2 separate regions of the Mus musculus genome follow, and region 2 is linked to region 1. A link is a loop called in an ENCODE intact Hi-C map of the cell type or tissue named here. Cell type or tissue: left cerebral cortex. All regions are shown on one strand.

Region 1 (8,000 bases):
TTGAGATGAGTTGTCCTCTTCCACTTGGCAGTAACCTGTTGGGGGTTGGTCTGGTGCTGTGAGTACACATGCTAAATTCTGAACCCCAAGATCTGGCCTTCCCCATTTGAGTGAATTCTCATGTACATTGGTCTTCCTCGTGTGTTATTAACGCGTTCTCACGCCCGGCCAGGAAGAACACAGCAAACCAGAATCTTCTGCGGCAAAACTTTATTGCTTACATCTTCAGGAGCAAGAGTGTAAGAAGCAAGAGAGGGAAATGGCGAAACCCCATCCCTTTTTAAGGAGAATTATCCTCCACCTAGGACGTATTACTCCCTGATTGGCTGCAGCCCATCGGCCCAGTTGTCATCACGGGAAAGGCAGAACACATGGTGGGAAAACTGCCCCTGCATGTGTGCAGACTATGTTTACCACTTAGAACACAGCTGTCAGTGCCATCTTATAATGGCAAATGTGAGGGCGGCTCCTCACACTCGTGTAAACCTCGACCCCGAATTTAAAGGTATTGGTTAATTATAAGTGGCTACAGAATTACTTAGGATAGAGGTAGGCAGGGATTTAGCTATACACACACACACACACACACACACACACACACACACACACACACACGGGCAGGGAGGATAAAGAAGATGGGAGAATAGGTCTTCCTTAGACAGGATGGACCAGGAGCATGTGACCAAGAGAGGTGTGCCCTGAGGACACAGCCCAGGTGAGACTCAGACTGCAAGTAATTGGGGAACACAGCTGGGAAACAGCCAGGGTAGTGTGGAAAATAGATAATCGCCTAGTAATTGTGCCAAAGCTGATTAAGTAAATCAATAGGACTCAGTCTCAATTATTGGGGGAACTGGTCATAATAAGAACTAATAGAATTATTTAATATCCCACATCAACAGTAACCTCTTCGCACCTTTGATTCTCCTGCTAGTCTGTCTGCTTCCTCTTCAGCGATCTCTTAGTTGTACAGCTGCAAACCCTTCCTCAAGCTTTGTTTTTTTCAGAGGTGCTTGTGTAGTTAGAGAGACCGACCCTTTGGGGCTGAAGTCGTCAGAAACCCTTACTTTCTCCTCAGGGAAACTTCTGTCGATCACACAACTCAAGAGTTATATGCCAGACAAATTCTTTAGTCGTAACTTTTTACTCCCGTGATTCCTCAAAAATGAAAAATTAGTCAGTCATAACTTTTTCGTGGTTTCCTTTGAACTGGGGGGGTGGGTGGGTGTCTCTACCCTGCTTCTTTCTGTAGGGCGGCTATTAGAGTTTGAGAGACTAAAGCAAAATATTTCAAATGAGTCGTCCCTTGGGCATTTAAAGAATCCCACTCAGAATACTTTGTAAAATGTTTGAAGACATTGGATGCTTTTTACTAAGCACTTAGAATGAAGGCTCTAGGAAAGGCAGTGAGTTATTTGTTCCCCATGGGGCCAGAGGCTTTATAGGATTCCCATCTACGTTGTCACATCGGATCCTGCTTAATCTCCTCAGGGTCTTCATCCTCAGCTTTGCCCTTACTGGGCAAATTTGGGGTCTTTAGCTGTGAGGAAGCATCGGCCAGGCTGCCATTATGTGGGCCTATTGTAGTTCCTGCCGTGAAGTCCTGCAAGGCCCTTGGTGTCACACTGATTAGTCTTTACCATGGCGTCATCCCTCCTGCTTCTAAAGCCATTTTCAAAGGTTTTCCCCATGTCTCTGAAGATGATCACAAATCCACAGTGCAGTCAGGCAACGTAAGCCACCATTTATGTTATGCTCATGACAAATTTAGCTTTGGAGCTCTACTGTATAAATACAGAACAGCATGTCTTTCTTTTTTTAAAAAAAATCTTTCTCCTTTTCATTGAAAATAATTTTCCTTCTGATCACAGTTTCCCCTCCCCTTCCTCCTTCCAGATCCTTTCCAGGTCACACTTATCCAATACCAAGCCCCTGCCCTCTCCTCTATTTTACACAGGGTTTCTTTAAGTAGGCTTGGCTTCTCTGGAATGCCCTTTGTAGACCAGGCAGGCCTGGAACTTAGGGATATACTTATCTCTGCCTCCTGGGGTTAGAGGCTTGTGCCTCCACTGCCCAGCTTCATTTGTATGTTTCAAAGGGTTGTAACTTTGGCATGCTTTCTTCTAATAAAGACTACTGGGTGGTCATGAAGGTGAAGGGAGGGTCTCTGAAGAGTTGAGAAGGAAGAATCACATGATCAAAATATACTTACATTGTAAAATATGCTTAGAGAAATATATATAGATAAATGTCCTAGCCCTTAAAGAAGTACTATTTGCTATAGATTTGAAGGATAATAAGACATACAGATATGCTGATATATTTTTTATCAAAGTAGGAGTAAATGAGTCAATAAATTGTGTCATTTTCAGCGAGTTACAACTTCCTTTCCCAAGTAGAGATGCTCTCTACCTTTCTCTCTCCAGTGCTGGGCTAAAGGCATGCACCATCACTGCCAGGCTCTTATTCTGTCTCCTTAGAAAACAGACAGACAAACAACAAATCAGAATTTAAAAAAAAAAATCACAAAGAACTAGCACAACACACACACATACACACACACACACACACACACACACACACACACACACACACCAATTGGAAAGCATTTCTATTCCCCTGAATCAGCTGGGGTGGAGAGAGGGACTGTAGGTGAGGAGCGCTGGGATGGGTTCCTGGGAGGGATAAATGAACATGATGTGCCTCAGTTTAAATGGGAGAGCACAGCTGTGGCTCAGCAATGGGCTACAAGAATGGGCCAGAGAGGCCAACTCTTTTGGGGTGCTGTTGAAGCTAACCCTAAGGTCGTATTAGAATTGGTATAAAGCCTCCAGAAGGGAAGGGGAACTTCCATGCTTCCACTGAGACATCTTGTAGCTTTCAAGGAGAGTGACAGGTTCTCAGAGCAGGACAGGCTACAAGGCCACATGCATAGTCTCTCCTCATCCATTTTCCCTTGCGGCAAGGCTTTCCACACCATTGATGCCTTCATCTTGTTAAGGTTGGCTCACATTAACACAAGCCTTTGCCTTGTTCCTTTTCATTGAGCCAGGTGATCCTTCTTGAACACTTAGAAGTAGGGACACTTTGCCGGCCTGGGCTCCTCATGCACAATTGCCCCCACATCTCACTGGTGGCTCTTTTCCAAGTTGCTAGGTTGGTACTTTTCAAATACGCTGAATGGTTGTTTGGAACTTGTCTCTGCTGACTGCACTGGGCTCAGTTTCAAATCTCCACTAATCCACTAATGAGCCTTTATTAAAGTGGGAGAGAGCAGTTGAATCAGTCTTTGGACACATTACCCAAATGAAGTAGATGCAGCGGAAAGATCAAAAGAGCACAATAACGCAGGGATGCTGAGTCCCTCTGCCACCTTGTGCAGTCCCCATAAAGCTGATTTTTAAAGAGAGAAGTGTCAGAATTCCTAGGTTAATTTTCAATAGTTTTTAACTTTGTGGTACTTTCAAATTTTGATTTTGTTTTTCTAAGAAGTCCATTTATTGCCAAACACCTCACTTCCCCCAACGTCCACGGAGATTGAAATGACCGAATGGGCAACACGACACCAATCTGGAAGAATCTTAAAGGGGTATACATGGATCAAACAATAATTATGAATTCGTTAGACGGTCATTACGGCCATCATCCCCCCCGCCTCCTGGACCACCCACTCACAAGACTCCTTTGTTTTAGAACAAGGAGCGTCTACAAAAACTTTGTACTGATCTGTGATAGAACCATCGTGCACCATTTTCAAGTGTCCACTAGTCCTGAAAGGAAAAAACGAAGAAGAGATGACACCCAGATACACAAGCCACTTCAAGCACAGCGCCCCCACCCCAGGGCCTTCTGGTCCTCTGAGGCTGCTTTCAGGGGGTCTCTGATCCCTGCTCCTTTACCAGCCTTGAGCAATGAGAACTCAGAACACAGACTGCTTGTGTATGCATGAATCCCCAACTCCTAAACAACTTGACTTTGTCCCAATCATTAATTATAAGAGACGTCAACGATTTTAGTCTCTAAGTTAAAAGAAAAAGGCCGAGTTAAGTAAAATGTTCGGACTGGCGCTTGGACTTGTCAGTTTCTGTTTTCTTCATTACCTTTTTAAACTGGGGGTTGGGAGACGGCGCGGGCATCTTTAAATAGACCTGTTCTCAAAATTAGCCATGGATGATTTGGATTTACCTTCATTTTTTTCTCCCTTCCCTTCCCTTCCTTCCATATATACATGAGATATGCATAAGTAACATAAATAGCAAACGTGAATCACAGGTCTAAAATTAACATTCATCTATAGCTTTCCCATATGTTATTTCTTTCTGCCCACAGGCAAATTCACTAATTAAACCAACGATTTCTCCAAGCATACCTTAAACGATGCAGCCTTTGATCATCCTCAAGAGCGCTTCTGTGATGCATCGTCCTCAAATAAGATAGAGATGATAACAAGAGACTGATGGTCCTTGGGTATCACTTTGAGGTCAGTTTGAAGTAGGAAGTGGGTAGTTGTCCATTTTGTTAATTTGTCCTACTGTGCACCAGACATTACTATGGATGATGTGATTTGGCAGTGGGCAAAAGAAGGGAAAAATTCATAAGCTTACATCTTAGAGAAGGAGAAAGAAAAAAAAAGAAATTAAATTACTCAGACTATATGAGGGCAGTCAATATTACACACAGGGGTAGAGTGGCATGGGATGCCGGTTGTGAAGGGTCCCAGCTTATGAGTTCAAATAAGGTGCTCAGACAAGCTGCACTGAGAAAGGGGTATCTGAGCAGAGGGTTAAGGAAGGAGAAGGGACAGGCCAGGAAACCAGGTGGCAGAGGGATGGAAAATACTACAGCCTCCAGTCAGCAAGCAGCCCCGTGTGGTTCGAACAAGTGAAGAGGGTGTCTTGAAAGGGGAGGGTCCTGAGAAAGGGAGGCTGGGAACTGGAGCTGAGGGCACACAGATGGTAGGCATGCTGGCTGCTCTAAGGTCTTAGGCTCTGTGTGTGGGTTCAAAGCCTTTTGGATGAATTTTAGGGGGAGAACATAAGTATGCCTTCTGATCTATTTGCCTTTTTAAACAGAACATTCTGATAGGTCTTTCAAAAAAAGTGACAAAGCAAACAACGAACTTTGGGGGATGCAGGTGGATGCTAGGAATCATAGTGATAAAACTGTGTCCTGACTATATCTGTTGAGCAGGGACTTACGGTCTCAAGTCCTGTTTCTTGGCTGGGGAGTTCCCACGGATTGATGGATGGTCTTGCTGTAGTTAATGCTTATTTAAAAGGGAACAGTTAGCGCTCATGTCTGAGCCCAGTTCTCATTTCCTGACCTGCCAGGATCCCGGATTTATTTTTCTATTTCTCCAGTGTCAGAGGGTCTTCAGTCTCTGCTCTCATTGGCTCCTCAGTCCCAGCTCTGTGTGCCCTCCTCACGGTATTTTAGCGCAAGCCAAAGAGGAGTGAGGATAATGGCTGTGCTGAGCTCTGAGTGTTGTCTGAGGTTCTAGCGTGCAACTTGCAACCTGTAACCTGTGTTGCCGAATAAAGCAGCTAAAACTGGGTGTTAGAGCTATTCTGAGGTTTTAAAAAGTAGTTTAAAATGGTTTAGCTACCATAGGATTATTTAACACTCATGTTGTGTAGGATGCATGGCCCCATCAGTGGTTTGGGGACAGAGGTATGGTATGCACACATGAACCTGTCCTGTCTTCTTTTCACTTCGCGTTCACTACTTGATTTGAAGTCTGCAAAATGCAGGCTGCATAAAAATAAGCTTTTATGGGCCTTAGGATGATTTGCCACCAAGCTTGCCTGTCCTCTAAAATATGTTTTCACTTTCAAAAAACCCACAAACTATTTACCAAAGAGGCACGGAAATTGAGGTCACTGGGTTCATTTATTTCATAATTTTTAACTTCCTTTCAGAGTCTTGACATCTCCCAGCAAGCTAGAGCAACAAGATTCTGGAAACAGGTTTGACAATGGGCAGGAAGAGACGAGAGGGGGCGTGGGGGCGAAAGTGGCTAGCTTCTGTGTCGCTTTGCTTGTTTTTTGATGTTAAAGACCAGGAGTCAAAGCTGAAGCCGAGGACAGAAGATACAAAGAAAGCCCCCCTTCCTGCCGAAGTTTTTATGAACAGTTAAATAGTAGCTGTGGAGGAAACTCTACTTTGTGGGATGCTGTTATTTAAGATATGAGGAAAGAACTGAACTAGAACCATAGACTGGGCACTTGTGAAAGGGAAATTCCTTAGTAGTGTGGAAAATAATTCTCTGAAATATTAACTGGAGTCCATGTCTTCCAAGACATTTTAAGGGTGACTTGGAATAATTCCCTTTGAGATAAGTCAAGGGTAAATAGGAGATACCTTCAAAACAATTAGAAAAGAGAGAAAATGATCAAAAGCACAGGGGACGGAGTCATAGTTTAGATTAAAATCAAAGGACGGAGAAGCAGGAAAAGGCATCCAGTTTGGAAAATTAATGGCTCAGCTGTTTAAAGTGAAGCTGGGCAGAATACATCATTGCTTGAAAAGTTAGGGATGTTGGAGCTATAAACAGATAATTCTGTTGTATAGGTTTACGTACGTCAAAAAAGCACCTTCACCTGGCTGAGACTCCTCATCCTCCTCCAAAAATTCTTTTTTTCTTTCTTTAAGGAGGTAGGGAATTAGCTGTGCTTGTTATTAATGGAGGCTTATCTTGGAAGATCCTATGTCACACAGGAAATGGTTATAGAATCAACAGAAACTCTTGGGGGTGGGGGTGGGGACCTTAGAATTAGGTGTTGAGCACTGCAGCCCAGAGATGCCAGATGTTTTCACAACATCAACAAGGTCTGATTAAATAAAAAATTGGGCTCAGAGACAGGGGAGATTGGGTGACAACTGAGGAGTGGAGTTTGGGGAGAAGAATCGCACTTGTATGCATTTAGTATTTCTGTTATAGACTAGTATTCTAGAAGTGTTGGCTCCAAGCAAATTATGAGTTTCTTTAATCCCTTTGTTTATAATTTTACTTGTCCTGTTTTCTCAAGTAATTGGCAGAAACAAAAACAAAAAACAAACCCAGGGGAAAATGGATGTGCAGGCTGGACTGCTGGATGGGTAGGGACATGCTGAAAGCTATGTCTCTTTTCATAGGTAGGTTTGGTGTCAGAGCGGTGGCTCAGTTGGTGAGAAGGGACTTAGAAGGGAAGGGAGGAGGGGCTGCAAGCTGATGCCCAGAGAGAAAGCTCAGCAGGAAACCAGGGCTGATCCATTGGAATTTACAGCCCTCTGTGGTCAGTCTAGATGTCGGCAGCCTTCTATCTTTGGAAAGAAGGGAAATGAGTTGAATTGTCAGAAAATATAGGACTTCCTAAAGCATGTTACAATGAGATATTCTGAAGGCCCGGGTTAATAAATAGGCCATATTTCACATCCATTTATGATCTATGCAAACTTTGTTCCATATCTGTAATGAGTTGAGAAAAAACGCCTGGTAGGGGCAAGGGCTCAATATCTTTCCTTTTGTCTCTTTGTCTCTTTTGGCCCTTTGTCTCTTTTGGCTCTTTGTCTCTAGTTCCACTCATATCCTGTGCCTGACTCTCCACTGTTAGGACACTATGAACAACTTTAGTCAGGCTTCCTGAAGCAAATGCCTCTATGAAGCAAAGATGAATATTCCAAACTCACTTTTCTCAATGACTCTCTCAACATTTTAATTGAGATTAAAATATTCATTTAGTCAGCTACACAGATTCTTTTTAAAGTTGGTGTTATTTATCTCCATTATAGACCAATTAGAAGCAAGAAGTGCATGCTCATTTTTAAGGTTACTATAATCTCCAAACAATAGGTAATTTATCTACCTTTTACCGGCTCATTGTTTGGAATTAAATTTCCCTTTATAATGAGCAGTGTCAAGAGATAACTCAGTGTGCATTTAAAACAAAGACTATGTACACTGACCACCAGTCCATTGAAATCAAGCCCTTTGTCTTCCACAGTAGGATGACGACATGCCA
Region 2 (8,000 bases), 200 kb after region 1:
CAGGGTGACTTTCTTTGAATTAACACTCTTTGAACACAGGAAGCGGGTAGGTGGAGGAATGTCACTATCTGTTTTATGATTAGCATACCTTGGAGCACTGAGTTTACTATTCTTTCAGTAGCCAAGAGAATTCTTCTATGTAGCAAGGGATGAGACCCAGAAAGCTATTTATACTTGCTTTCTCTGCATACGGTGGTTATAGCAAGGGCAGGACCTTTCCCTTCCCCTTTCTATAGATTGTTGTTTATTACATCAGTAACTGTACACAGAGGTATCATCCTTTAACATGTTCCTAGAAGGAACATCTCAGGAGTCATGCCAATTACACTTTAAACATCTTTCTGCATTAAGGATCAGGATATGAGGCAACTGTTCAGGTCCTTTTCATTTTTCTTTGCTTTGCTAGCTTTGGTGATACGTTCCTACATCCAGAGATGAGTGTGGGTGAAGTGTGAGGAGAGCGGGAGAGCAGCAGAATCACTTAGTCCCAGAAAAAGCATCCGCAGAGTTAAGACAGAGATCTGAAATATATTCATTGAAGTTTATTGCCAATTAAAGGAACTCTGAAGCTTACTTTCAGGGACATTGAAATCTGAATTCATCTAATGATTCCAGAATTGATTTCTCAATCTCAATGAGTGTCTTTATCACTCCATCCTCATCTCTGCTTTGTTTCCAAGGTTCACACTTTGTAGACTGTCCTGTTAGACTTCTCCCCTCTTCCTTCCTTCCTTCCTTCCTTCCTTCCTTCCTTCCTTCCTTCCTTCCTTCCTTCCTTCCTTCCTTCCTTCCTCCCTCCCTCCCTCCCTCCCTCCCTCCCTTCCCTCCCTCCCCCTCTCTTCTTTCTTTCTTTCTTTCTTTCTTTCTTTCTTTCTTTCTTTCTTTCTTTCTTTCTTTTTCTCTCTTTCTCCTTTCTGCTTTTCTCTCTACCTTTCTTTTTGTCTGTCTTTTTCTCCTTTCTTTTTGTGATGTCTAAACACATACACACACACACACATACACACACACACATAGTATGTATGGATATATATGTATATATAATACTATACATCATATTCTTACCCATAGTCAGTTGCTTAAAGAAGACAAACAAAATGACAATACCATATGACATGTAGGCGTGAATATATATACATACATATACATACATATATATTTAGTATACTGCTAAATGAAGGCCATAGGTAATGAATGGCTTCTGAGAGAGGGAGATTCAGCTTTCTTCAGGGACAAGCCCTCCCAATCCTTACAAGTTATTTAATCTCAAGTTGTCAGCCCTAAACAAAAAGACATATGATTCACACTAAGTGGAGTTCACACTAAATGGACTTGGCAGACTGCATTTATGTATAAATGTGTACATGTGTATGTGGACAGCCTTTTTGGGGTGCTGCTTGGCAGGAATCAGACATTGGCCAAGGACAAGGAAATGGACTTCGGGAAGAAATCTGACATTGACCATGACAGGGATGTAAGTTCAGGCAGGAATCTAGCATTAGGGCATGAGAAGGAAGTAAGTTTCGGCAAGAATCTAACTTTAGACTATATAATAGGGAAGTAGGGTGGCAGGAGTTTTAATCTTAGGGTGCAACAAAAGAAGTAGGCTTCAAGCAAGATTTTAGGCTTGGTTTGGGAGGTGGACTTAAGTATTTTGATCATTATGACAAGCCCTTTTTCACAACTGTCATGGCAGTAATCCTGGACTTTTCTCACTGCCTTGTTAGTTCCTTATTGTACTGCTCGCCCTTAGTACTTGCATGTAATTAAAATGGTATAAAAAGCAGATTGGGAAAATTAAATTTGCCTTCAGTCTGAGAATTAACTGGAGTCATGGTACAATGTTGTCTGTCTTTTTTCTTTTAAATCCTCACTCCTGTGCTGAAGAACCTCTTGACTGACTGAGTGGGCTTGGTCATGTGTAATAATAATAATAATAATAATAATAATAATAATAATAATAATAATAATAAAAGAAGAGGCTCTGAATTTGAGAGAGAGAGAGAGTGGGAAGGAACATAGAAGTGTTTGGGGGTGAGAGGGAGGAGTATAAATGATGTACAAAGTTCCAAAACAACTGATTAATAAAATATAAAATGAAATCACTAATATTTTATTTGATTTGTTTTTTCTTGAGAATTTCATACATGAATAGTATGTATTTCGATAAGATCCACCCTCTACTCCCACTTTCCCAACTCCTCCTATAAACTGCACATCACTTTCCCTTAGCTCCCCTAGTGATGATACTAGTGATACTAGTGATACAAGTATGTACATGGGTCTTAGATCACCTATTGGAGCACAGCTATTCTCTCAAGGTTGCAACCCTGGAGAAAACCAACTCTCCCTCTCCAAGCAGCAATAAGTTGAAAATAGATCCCCAGTTAAGGTCTTTTTCTTTTGAGAAAGCATCCTCCCCAGAGAATTATTTATTTTGACTCTGAAATTTAAATACCAAATCATTGAATTAATTCCTTCCTTCCTTATATCTACTTCTTCAAATCCACTATTCATGCCTGCAACTTCACTTTTTTGTCTGCATTCTATTTTCTTACCTTAAATACCTTTCCCTCCATACTCTTCTCTCTCACAGAATCCAGCCTGTGACTTGTTTTCTATAGTAAGCGAGGATGTCATTTTAGGTTTGCTATGCTTTTTCTGAAAATATTTATTTTGAGGTGACAAGAAAAAAATAAAGCAATTCATGGTAACAATAATTGTATAACTCCTGTTCATCATTGATTCAAAAATGATACTACATTAAATAGGCCAACCAAATACTTGTGTTTTTAGGTAGTCATACAACCAACCTGGAAATGTATACCCTCATGGAAGTCTGCCCTTGTATTTGCTTGTATTTGCATTCCTTCTAAATTGGTAAACAATGAAGATTTTCTACAAAAGGTGAGTGAAAAGGAAATTATACAGGCTACACAGCAATGTAAGTCATTTATTGTCAAGACATACAAAAAGAGAGATAAATTTTAAGTGAGTTCCAGTAATTATGAGACATCATCCTTAGATGGGTAGCTACTGTGTGGTTCCATTTATGGAAAATTCTGAAAAAGAAGAAAAAACAAAACCAGTGGAAAGAGAGGGCAGACAATATTTACCAGGATAGAAGTGGTAGCAAGATCAAAAGGAAAAGCACAGATTATTATTTTTCAATATCCTCTTATTGATTATTTGAGAACTTCACACAATGCACACCATTATACTCACTTCCCATTTCTCCTAGGTTCATCCTCCCAGCCTTGTGCCTTCTCCTCCCCTCCAAAATTAAGAAAAAACAAAATACAACCATAATCCGTATTGCTTATATAGTCACTGAACTCCCAGGGGCCAGCCCTTTAAGATAACTGAGTTCTTTTCCATTTCTCTGCCAGAAACCACCAACTGTGAAAGGCATCGTTATCACATTTTTAAAAGGCCTCTCTTCAATGGCTTTCTGTCTAGACCATTTCCTTTGTGGCAGAAGTTTTCAGTGTCTCTCATTTTCAACTATGAGTCTGGAGTCATCAATACCATTGCGACAGAAGCTCCCTTGCTCATAACAGAGAGTGGCAGTATAGATCATGGATCTATTCCACATGGTTTCCTGAGGCTACACAGACCACATAGGTCATTATGGTCTCCGGCTGTACTATGGAAGATGGATATCACCATGGTCCCGAGTGGCAGTATGGACCTCAGCTATCAACAAGGCCCTTGGCCACAGCATGGATCAGAGACATCAACATGGCTTATGGCTGGCAGCAGAGACCACAGACATCTATGTGGTCCCTTGTGACAGCCCTGATCATAGACACCAACATAGTCTCAGGTGGCAACAGGGATTTGTGGGCTTTAACATGGCCCCAGCACAGATTATTTTTAAGACCACACAACTCTTGTGCAGAAAGTAGTCTTGAAGAGTTCATTTCTTTTCGCTGTCAAATCTCAGAGAACTTTACAGTACAAGGAGTTACTGTAGTGAAAAATTGCTTCATCTAAAATCATCTGTCAGAGCTTAACACGAGGATGGGCAGAAGACTGCAAAAGGGTGTAATTCACAGCGAGGAGATGACGTCTCGGAATAGCATTTAGGTATTTCTACTCTTCTAAAGAGGAACAGAATCATTGCTCACAATTTTACTATTAGAACAGGAAGGAGAGAAGTGATTGTTTAAAGAAAGAAGTGCACGATCATGACGTGGAAATAACACTCAGAAGTAGAAATAACACTCATATAGAGTCTAAAGATGCTTGCCTAGAAAGTTCTCTATCAATTCTTTCATATCATGCTCCTTCCACTGGAGTCTCTGCTATACAATATGGCCCATTTGCTGTACAGATATTTTCCTTTTGTTCATTGTGCTAATGTTCTCCATATGCATGATCAAACTTCACACATCCCCACTTATTTTTGCCTCCACTGGCATGATCTCCATTTGCATGCCATATGTAACTATGCTTACATCATGTCTAAGTCCAATTTAAAGCTTGAAATATATCCTTCCCTGCAGTTTGTAATTTTATACCTTTGGAACTTTATAAAAATTTTCTCCATCAAAAGATGACTAATGCCGGGCAGTGGTGGCACATGCCTTTAATCCCAGCACTTGGGAGGCAGAGGCAGATGGATTTCTGAGTTTGAGGCCAGCCTGGTCTACAGAGTGAGTTCCAGGACAGCCAGGAATACACAGAGAAACCCCGTCTTGAAAAACCATCCCCACAAAAGATGACTAATATTCTCTAATCAATATCTAATAAAATTCAAGGAATTGTTGTCTTCTAACTTTTTTCATATTTAGCCAAATTCTCATTTCATATTATGCAAAACGTGTCTCACAAAGCTCTCTTTTCTGTTCAGTGGGCAACATTCTATTAGACAGGTCATGTCTTCATGTATAACTGGATCACATCAGGAGATTCTCCTTTCAGCTTTTCAGTAAACTTTTGGCGAGCAATGTCCATTGACTTCTGGCTTCTCTCAGTCTCTCTTGAATTATTCTGTTTGGCCCCAAACTAACTCTGGCAATCTGTTCTAATTTTCTGGCTCCTTCTCATTCTCTGGCTCATTCTGTCTTTACCCATATCTAACTTGTTCTCTCTTCAACCTGTCTCTCCTGTCTCTGTAAAACAGGTACTATGCCAAGGAGCCATTTCTTGCCATCAGAATGAAGCTTTGTCACAGGGAGCCTGATGTAATCTGTAAATCATGAAAATACTTGGAGCGATTACCTCAAAACTAAAATTGCTTTAATTTTTTTCTGTTGATTATGAATACATAAATGATTCAATAAAAATATTCATTGCATATTAAGTCATCAACTAGGGCAAATGTGCATTTTTGATAGGGTCTTCTTGTCCTCTGATTTATAAGAATCAGATCAAGTTCCATTCCTGTCAGAATTCTTTCACTAGATGTTCTCACTCTGACCTCAGCTTCTCTAATCTGATATCTGAAGCTTCTCTTCTCTAATATCGATGGCCTTTGTTATTTCAGATCTTAGTTATATATTCATGTGCAACTTAGAATAGTTTTCCTTTTCTCCTTTGCTGATAAGCATGTACTTGGTACTAAGGCGAGCACCCTGTCCTCCCTGAAATCATCTTTCAATGCCCCATGGATTGGATGTGAAGAGCATGGATGCACCCTTGTCCCTGGCCGCAGTACCATTTGTATAGAGGAAAGGGGTGCTTGCCCCTCAGTTTGGTATATATTGTTTCTGACTTCCTATTGCTATCTTCATCATGAACAATTCTGCTTACTGAGACTTAGTTCTGGAAAAGGTCTAGAGAATTAAAGAAATTCAATGTATATTTGGTAAAATGATAAATGGGAGAATATAAAAATGAATCAATATAAGAGTTAATTATTGTGTTGTTGTCTATATCAAATAATGAGCAACTGCTTATAAATCAATCCATTATTTGTATCAATAAATTAAATAAGGACAGAGCAGAACCAACCAATCATACCGATCAGCTTAGGAAGAGCACATTTATTAATAACATATTAATAATAATTAATAACATATTAATTATTAATTAATAATAACATATTAATTAGTCTCATGTTCACATTCTTTCCTTTGAATATATAAAACATCAAATGTGTGTATTAGATGAAGGTCTTCTATTTTTATAAGAAGAGATTATCTATTCTCTTTATCTATTTTTACAATTTTTAGAAACTTCAATAATATGAGGAAATAGAAATAAAAATTATGAACTCCTAGGATTACCAATAAATAGAAGTAGTATTTTAAACCCCTGCACTCTGTTTTCTTTCCTTATCTCTCATGTGGGTCTCTCACTATTTTGCGTGCTCATATTGAAGTGGCTGCATCGTACTCAACATGGAGATGGTCAGTGTCAGTCTATTGAAGGGCATCTGCCATTGGCCATTCATAGTTCAGTACAGCAGAATAAGATGGATTCAGCTTGCTGAAATGAAGGGCATCCAGCACAGGCCCTACGGTAGTTTCAGTGCTGAGACAGGGTTTCTTGGGTCAGTTCTTTTGCAAGAACTTAGGCAAGCCAGTTCTCATAGGTGGGAAAAAGTTGGAACCATTTCTGAATTGGAGACTGTCAAACAGATGGGTCCGTTTAGCTGTTGGCTCTCTTGCAAATACTTGAAGGAGGTGAGAGTCAGATCAATGCTTCTGTGGAGGTGAGTGTACATAGGCAGGCTAGGACAGGAAGGGGATGTTCAGTTCTGTGGATCCCTTGTGTCCTTACCTGGGTCTTGACCCGGTCATGGAAACACATCGTCTAGTTGTGGTAGCATTCACAGCCTCACTCTCTGCATACTGCCAGGATCAAATTTCATTTTCACTTTTGAATGATTTATTTTATTAGACATTTAGCTACTGTTTGGACTTTCCTAGTCTTTATATATACTATATTAAGCATTATTTAAGGATACTACATTTTTTGAAAAGAAAGAACCTATATATAATTTTAGCATCGAACAAGTAATCATTCGGATATATGTTTGCCATATTTTCCTGGCAAGTACCAATCTGACCTAATGAGTATCACATATTTAAAATTAATTAATAAGTGGTAGTGGAATGTTAATTTTAATTGAATTTGAGTTTTGGTACTTGTTTGGTACCTTTTCCTGTGTCTGTCTGGTTAACCTTTGCCTTTTTAAAGTTTCTGTTCACATTCTTTGTCAGTTGCCTAACAGAAGTCGTATGTTTCTCGTTACATCCATGCTAGGTTTTCAAGTAATACGGTCATAGTCTAGTCTAAAATATTATTTAGTTTCTCACTCATTTGTGAAAATGCAAACTATAGACTTGTTTTAGAAACTGAGAGGGTTGCCAGTCAGGCCCGGGAAGCGGAGGGAAGAGGCTGGGAATAGGGAACAGAATATAGCTAGACAGGGAAATGGTTCTGGTGTCTTACAGAGAAGGTCATTAGTTTCTTAGATACTTCAAAATAGACACAAGAAATCCGTTCAGACATTGCCGTTACACAGGTACTGTGTTTGGGGAGATGGATTGGATCATAAAATTGTACATATGTATCACATTACCATACTTGGCTAATGATGTGCAAACATGTGTCAATTAAAAGTGAAAAATAACCATTAGTACATTAAAATTTTATATGGTTCATCAGGTCAAGTCTTTCCCTTTGTGTGCGTGTTCCCTCATCTTCATACGTCTTCACTATTGTCAAGTCCAATTCCGCTGTTAAGCTTAATGACTTTGTTGAAATTATTTTGGCACATGATAAAAGATACAATTCTAAAATACTAACATAAGATTCTTTTCTACTCAGGTTTTAAGAATAATCGTATTTACTTTCTAGAATAAGTAGTATCTTTGATTAGAGTTCAATATATTGCTATTAACGGTGAATGCTGGTTTAAGAAATATTATTAGATAAAATATTGATTTTTTTCCTTCGAGGGTAAGTTCTTCCTCTTTGTAGGAAGCACACAATGGGTTTTTGAAAAGACAAGTCGACACGTTTGGGTTGCAAGACTCTACAAAGTTAGT

What was found. Hi-C counts contacts between places; a loop is a spot of excess contacts. Peaks named below come from ENCODE experiments on the same cell type or tissue, not always from the same donor. Only the 100,000 strongest peaks of a DNase experiment are listed, where the experiment ranks them.
Region 2: a loop joins it to region 1, with 2.1 times the contacts of the local background. A loop is called at or near these places in 2 of 42 quality-filtered maps.

The regions. Positions count from the first base shown.
Region 1 is chr15:25,225,623-25,233,622 of GRCm38, reverse strand. No RefSeq gene overlaps it. Among named protein-coding and RNA genes, the nearest start is that of Gm35996, 50 kb to the right of the region's middle. In left cerebral cortex, no CTCF peak of the experiment used is centred here; DNase peaks (open chromatin) are centred at 3,192 and 4,241.
Region 2 is chr15:25,028,866-25,036,865 of GRCm38, reverse strand. No RefSeq gene overlaps it. Among named protein-coding and RNA genes, the nearest start is that of Gm2824, 9.9 kb to the right of the region's middle. In left cerebral cortex, no CTCF peak of the experiment used is centred here; DNase peaks (open chromatin) are centred at 446, 1,438, 4,058 and 4,409; H3K27ac peaks cover 1,464 bases.